Linked DNA regions of Homo sapiens: region 1 is linked to region 2. A link is a contact called in ENCODE Hi-C or POLR2A ChIA-PET data. All regions are on one chromosome and are shown on one strand. Each heading gives the region's core, a stretch centred on a gene start or an enhancer-like site at or near the end of the contact. The rest is flanking DNA. Distances are from core to core; before and after follow the strand shown.

Region 1 (3,417 bases), core at 268-2,767, 440 kb before region 2:
CTCATTGTTTGTTATTTAAACAAATAATTTTGGAAAAAAAAAGTCACTGTGATATACTCAATAATAAAGAGTAAGACTTCTAAAGTATCCTCACGATTCCTGGAGCTTACTACTATTAACACAGTAAATTACATGCCACGATATGTTGGAGAAGGTCTGAAGAAATGTCTGGCATTACTTGGTAACTGAAGTACATAACATAAAATACCAATTTACACACACACACACACACACACACACACACACACATATATATATATATATACCTAGTCCTGTGATGACAATTCAGAATATGATCTTACATTTGAGTACCCACAGGATGGGGTGGGAGAAACTACGCCTAAGAAGCTACAAAATCTATTTTGGTCAAGAAACAATGCTGTTCTTAACTTAAGAGACCTTAACAGGCCGGGCGCAGTGCCTCGCGCCTATAATCCTAGCATTCTGGGAGGCCGAGGCGGGTGGATCACGAGGTCACGAGATCGAGACCATCCTGGCTAACACGGTGAAACCCCGTCTCTACTACAAACGCAAAAAATTAGCCCAGACGTGGTGGCAGGCGCCTGTTGTCCCAGCTACTCGGGAGGCTGAGGCAGGAGAATCGCTTGAACCCAGGAGGCGGAGGATGCAGTGAGCCGAGACCGCGCCACTGCACTCCAGCCTGGGTAACAGAGCGAGACTCTCAAAACAAACAAACAAACAAAAAAAAACCCTTAATAAAAATGGCCATGGACACATACATATACTAGGTTATTAAATCTGGCTAACACTGAACTTTAAGAACAATCACGTTTTTGGATAAAGAAAAGGGCAGTCATACTTTTAGAGCCTCATCCACATTATTTTAAACAAAAAACTTAAAATATGGTCGAGAACTAACAGGCTTCCAGCCTGAATTCAACACCCACCCTCGTGATAAAACTAAAAAATCGGACAGTCTGTAAGTAAAATACAGGGACACTTTACTACCCTGAAAATCATGCTGGGTTCCCGCTACGCCGGGCAGACGTTTTCAGGAGCATCACCGCGCGGCGTCTCGGACGCACTTCTCCTGGCGCCCTCCGGGCGGCAGCGCTCTCGAGACACTGTTGCTTCGCCGTCACGCCCGTCGTTGTCACGCCCTTCCCCGCGGACACCGAGAATGACCCATAGCGGAAAATTCTACCGCACTACCTCCCTGAGGCAGCGACCGGTAAGAAACAACCTTTTCTTCAGGCTTCCCACCACCCAAACACAGTCGCAGTCAACTGGCCACTATCACCCACCACCCTGCAGGAACAATTACCCAGCCTCACCCCAAGAACGCGCGGAGAGGAGGTGCCAAAAGAAATTCTGTTCTCGCGAAGTCTTAAACTTAATCCTCGCGACGTCTCTGTTCCTGTCGTTCTTTCTCAGCCCTAACCCACACCAGCGCGTTGCCTCGGAAACATCGCGAGATTTTGTTCCTTCAGTCTCCGCCCCTTTACGGCACGATGGTCGCGCAAGAATGTAATAGAGCTTCGACGGCCGCCATTTTCTTTCTTTCTTAGCTGTTAGCTGAGAGGAAGTCTCTGAACAGGCGGCAGCGGCTCTTATAGTGCAACCATGGCAGACTATTCAACAGTGCCTCCCCCCTCTTCTGGCTCAGCTGGTGGCGGTGGTGGCGGCGGTGGTGGTGGAGGAGTTAACGACGCTTTCAAAGATGCACTGCAGAGAGCCCGGCAGGTAAGTGTGGACCGCGCGGCGGAATCCCGAAAGCTCACGGTAATTGGCCGCTGACTGAGTAGGCCGCTACCCTTAAGCGCATGAGGAAGAGGAAAGAGGTGTTCTTCCGGGCTGAAATGTGAAGAGACACGTTTCCCCATGTTGGTAATAACGATTAGAGACCAGAACCCAGTTTTGTGTTCTTGGTGCCTAATCCACTTAGAACCCCGACGCGTGCTACGCAAAGAAGGCCTGAAGTCTTTCTCCCGCTTCTGCGGCACTCGCGTGTCTCCAGTGAGCTAGTTTAGATAAAGATCCTCTTCCAGGGGATAAAGCGCAGTTAGTTTCACACAATTTAATGGAAGGTTCTGGTAATGAGTTTGGGAAAGAACTAGGGTCTGTCCTGGAGCCATAGCAAGGGAAGGGATTTATCATTAAAGTAGCCTTTACAGCTCATTTCCGTTCTCTCTCGCAATTAAAACCGCTTTCAGTACCATTCACCGTCACACCTCTACAAGGAAGGGACTTGAAAGCAGCCTTTTTCTGGGCGGGATTTACGTGTCAGTCTGTTCCACCAGTCCGCCCCCCTTATTTCTCAAAATGGCCTCAGGCCCATTATACCAGAGGTTTCAATTTGAATCTGCCTCTCAGTTCAGAGTCGTAAACTGACCAGACCTCTTTGTATTACGTAGTGCGTGCATTTGCCCTGAAGGCACCACTTTCCCAGACGAAAGCTGTTAAAATAGTGCGTGTATTCCAGGAAAATAAAAGATACCTTAATTTGAACTTTACATTCTTAGATAGTCCCCTAATATATTTAACATTTCAAAATGTATGGTGTTGGTATAGATTTGCATGTAAGCAAAAGAATCCTATTCTCTGTGACACTATGCATATTGTACTAGGTGCTGGGCATTTTTTACTAGTTTTAAGCTAATGATAATTAGAAACCAGTGTTGTGCTGTGTTTTCGTTGCATTAGGAGTTCACTTAGTTAACTTTTTACCGGGACAGTTGAAGGAACATTGAGTCAAAATTAGAATTCATAAAATCCGTTGTAACACATCTAATGTGAACGCATTATAAACATGTACCTGTACTTTTTTATAACCAGAAATACTAGGAGTAGTCAACAAAAGGTCATCATTAATATTAGTTCTGCGGTTTTTTCCACGTAATTTAAGAAATTCTGAACATGTTTAGCAACAAGCATATAACTATGACAAACACTCTTAGCGTGTTTTATTAGATTGATTTGTAAAACTTAAGGGAACTATTTTATTTACTGGAACCAACTATTTTATTTTACCAGAACCAGCACATTGGATTAATTGGTATCGCACACTGTAGGTAGATACTGGAGTTTTGTTTTGTTTTGTTTGAGACGGAGTCTCCCTCTGTCGCCCAGACTGGAGTGCAGTGGTGCGATCTCGTCCCACTGCAACCTCTGCCTCCCGGCTTCAAGCAATTCTCCTGCCTCAGCCTCCCGAGTAGCTGGGATTACAGGCGCCCGCCACCATGCCCGGCTAATTTTTTGTGTTTTTTTTGTTTGTTTGTTTGTTTTCAGTAGAGACAGGGTTTCACCATGCTGGCCAGGCTGGTCTCGAACTCCTGACCTCGTGATCCGCCCGTCTTGGCCTCCCAAAGCTGGGATTACAGGCGTGAGCCGCTGCGCCCGGCCTTGTTTTTTTTCGTTTGTTTGTTTTAATGCATGAATTGTTTCCTACTAAGAAGC
Region 2 (3,430 bases), core at 262-2,761:
CACGTCTAGCGAATTTTTATATTTTTAGTAGAGACATTTGCCATGTTGGCCAGGCTGGTCTCGAACTGCCGACCTTGTGATCTGCCTGCTTTGGCCTCCCAAAGGGCTGGGATTACAGGTGTGAGCCACCGTGCCTGGCCTGTTTTTCTCTTTTCAGTGAGGGGCTTTGTCACGTTGACTGCTGTGTCCCCAGCACCAAGTGTCGTGTCCCACACATACCATATGCACTCAATAAAGTACAGAAAAAAATAAAAAAGCCCCCTGTGACCCCAGCTGCCTGTCCACAGCTAAGAGAGCCAAGGAGACCCTGAGCAAAGCAAGGCCAACCACATCATTTCTCTCAGGAATCTGGAGCTGGGAATCAGAGTGCCGTGGTAATGTGCAAATGCGAAAGCTGTCAGGTGGGCATATTCTGGCTTATAAGCCAGAGAAAGAAAAAAAACCCAGCTTAGAGAGAAGGAAACGGTGTTTGTGAAGCAGTAGGGAGCACTGTGAGCCTTTTAGGCCTGATCCCACACGCCTTCTAGGGCCTGCTGTGCCTCAGCCTTGAGTCTTCTAACCTTATAATGAAGTTCTGTGTTTCAGGTTAGGCCAGCGGGAGTTGGCACCTGCTACCTACAACCACAGAGTCTGGCTCAGTATTACCTACAATCACAATCATGTTTTTAAAATTCACAGCAAAAAGATGTGGTGAAAACGCCCCACAATGTTTGCCTCTGAGTGGTGGGACTACCTAGTTTTCTACATTTTCTTTGTTTCTTTTTTCTTTTTTTGGAAACAGGATCTCGCCAGTTGAGTGCAGTGGCACTATCTTGGTTCACTGCAGCCTCAACCTCCTGGGCTCAAATAATCCTCCCACCTTAGTCCCCTGAGTGGCTGTGACCACAGATGTGTTCCACCACGCCTGGCTAACTTTTGTATTTTTTGTAGAGATGGGTTTTGCCATGTTGCCCAAGATAGTCAAGAACTCCTAGGCTCCTGGCTGGGCGTGGTAGCTCACGCCTGTAATCCCAGCACCTTGGGAGGCCAAGGCAGGCAGATCACAAGGTCAGGAGTTCGAGACCAGCCTGGCCAACATAAGAGAAACCCCATCTCTAATAAAAATACAAAACATTAGCTGGGTGTGGTGGTGGGTGCCTGTAATCCCAGCTACTCATGAGGCTGAGGCAGAAGAATGGCTTGAACCCAGGAGGTGGAGGTTGCAGTGAGCCAAGATTGCGCCATTGCATTCCAGCCTGGGTGACAGAGCGAGACTCCATCTCTAAAAAAAAAAGAAACAAACAAAAAAAAACTCCTAAGCTCCAGTGACCCACACTCTCCTTGGCTTCCCAAACTGCTGTGATTATAGACATGTGCCACCACACCTGACCAGTTTTCTATATTTTATAAAGCAAGTATGTGTTACTTTTATAATAATAGACTTGGTCAATTCTAGTAGATCGTGTTCTATCCACTTTAGGAAGAAGAACTGAGAGGTGAAGCAGTAAAATGACTCACCGAAGTTGATGAAAGTGTGCCTGGGGCTTTCTGATGCACAGGCCCATATTCCCCCCGCCATCCCCCAGGGAGTCTTTGGCTGGTAACTGTGCTTTTCATCCCCAAATGCTACATTTCAGTTACTTATGGCCATAATAAATTATCTCACTAAGGTGAAAGAAAACTTCTTCTTGTAGGCTAATTCTAGTCAGTTGGGGGTGATGGTCCATACGGCTGTGTTGAGCAAGTTTCTGAGACAGCATTCAGACTTGGTAGGAAGTGCCATGACTGGCGAACGCTGCCTGGCCCAAGTGTAGTGAGGTGGGGAATGAAATGGAGGAAAGTTCTGTTCTAATTCTTTCTCAGATGCAGGGCAAACCTCTGCTTTATGAGAGGGAGAAAAACAGGCAGAAAGGGATACACCTGTATCACATGTACTTCCATCTCTGGTGTGCACGTTACAAGAAGTTCTAACTTTATTGTACAAGGATGGCATTATGATGACATAAAGAATAAGGGAGTGGCTGTATAAATTCTGCTTTGCTTTAAAAATTATCTTTGTTTGAAATTTTGCTGCACTTTCCTTAGCTAGCTGGTGGCCAAAGGGCTGACTTGTCATGGAGTGGGGGATGGAGGGTGTCAGATGATGGGTTCAATGTCAGCATTGCTGGGTAGAGGCCTGAGGGCGGTGCTTGTGGCCTATTTGTGGGCTGCATGGGTTGGCCCCCCCTGTGGCTTTAATTCCTAAATAAATCTCACAGAACTGCTGATTCATCTCACTTGCTTTCTTGAAGTGCATTCACCAGCCCCACCTAGTTTTAAGAAAGCTCCTTAAGTGACCCAGAGGTCCTCTTGGGTGAGCAGCCCTGTCTTGGGTCCAGTAAAACAACAGGGAGGAGGGGCAAACAATCCAAACAGCATCACAGGAGCAGGCCACAAGCTGTTACTTAGGAACCAAGGGAGATTAAGCTGATGCAGGAGGACTGGGCAAAAACCCAGAGGCCAGACAACAGAGTGGGCCAGTGGCTTTCTCCCTCTCCAGCGGCAAACAATCCTGTCCCCTCCCCTGCTTCTCCTGCAGTCCCCGCTCTTGTCACCCTAGCTACTGGCAAACCCCACGGGTACCTGCAGACAAATCTCAGCTTCCTGGGCCCAGCACACACTGTTTCTATGCTAGGTGTGTAGGGAGGACTGTTCATCTTTGCAGCTGTGTGGGTAGGGGATGGCCCTGGGCAGGGGCAGTGGGATGAAGCAGCCTCCCTGAGACTCTCTGGGAGTCCTGAAGGCTGAAGCTCACGCTGCTCTGCAGTCCGGGCTGGAGAGGTTTTACATATTTGTGCAGTGGATCATAATGTTACCTCACCACGCACCCAGCAGCCAGCATCTCCAAAATGCAGGGGAAGTTGAAGAGATGAGCCAGGGGACTGCAAACCTCTTTTCCACCATTAAATAAAATTTGTAGGAGGCCATTGGTTTGGACTAGGCTCCCGTTCTGGGCCCAACAGGCCGAACCAACGTGGAGTCATCCGTGCTAAATGAAACAAACAACTTGGATGTACACACTGTAACAGATGGCTGAGTTTTGGTAGTTCCAGCAGCTGAGCTTAAGTCAATAGTAGGTAGCCAGCTGATTCACATAAGGCTGTAACTAATTAACCTCAGTTCCTCACTTCTGTTTTCTAAACATAAATATTGCTTGACCATGTGGCTTATTCTTCAAACATTTTTCTGGTCCTGAGGTCTGCCCAATTCTAGAATCATGAATAAAAGCCAATGAAGATCTTTAAATGTGTTGTAATCTGGTCTTTTGGACACCACTAACTTAGAAAGCTCTAAGGAAGATTCCAGAAATCAGATTTGTCTGAGAACTCAACCCTGTACTCACGAGCAGTCATTTGTGAGTTTGTAGAATTCAGGTTGGAATAATACAACAGAGAGCTAAGAGGGATTTTCC

The links. Hi-C counts contacts between places; a loop is a spot of excess contacts on that map. ChIA-PET counts read pairs that join two places held with the same protein, here RNA polymerase II (POLR2A). Pooled maps may share reads with other maps.
Region 1: a pooled map shows a loop between it and region 2 (3-fold over the local background). The contact joins the promoter of FUBP1 here to the enhancer-like site in region 2. A Hi-C loop is called at or near these places in 2 of 50 pooled maps. POLR2A ChIA-PET finds 5 or more read pairs at or near these places in 4 of 52 experiments (OCI-LY7, SK-N-SH, activated CD4-positive, alpha-beta T cell and 1 more).

What each region holds. Positions count from the first base shown.
Region 1 is chr1:77,977,172-77,980,588 of GRCh38, reverse strand. FUBP1 (far upstream element binding protein 1) reads left to right here and starts at 1,517. Exons shown (of 20, transcript NM_003902.5): 1 at 1,517-1,704. The coding sequence starts at 1,585. It also overlaps a transcript of DNAJB4 not described here. RefSeq lists enhancers at 1,044-1,103, 1,114-1,263, 1,574-1,703, 1,714-1,773, 1,784-1,833 and 1 more.
Region 2 is chr1:77,538,757-77,542,186 of GRCh38, reverse strand. All of the region lies in intron 13 of AK5 (adenylate kinase 5), which reads right to left. Among named protein-coding and RNA genes, the nearest start is that of ZZZ3, 140 kb to the left of the region's middle. Within about 2 kb of position 1,511, at least 14 of the 41 ENCODE cell types and tissues checked have a DNase peak (open chromatin) inside an H3K27ac peak, as active enhancers do; they include OCI-LY7, where a contact is called at or near this core.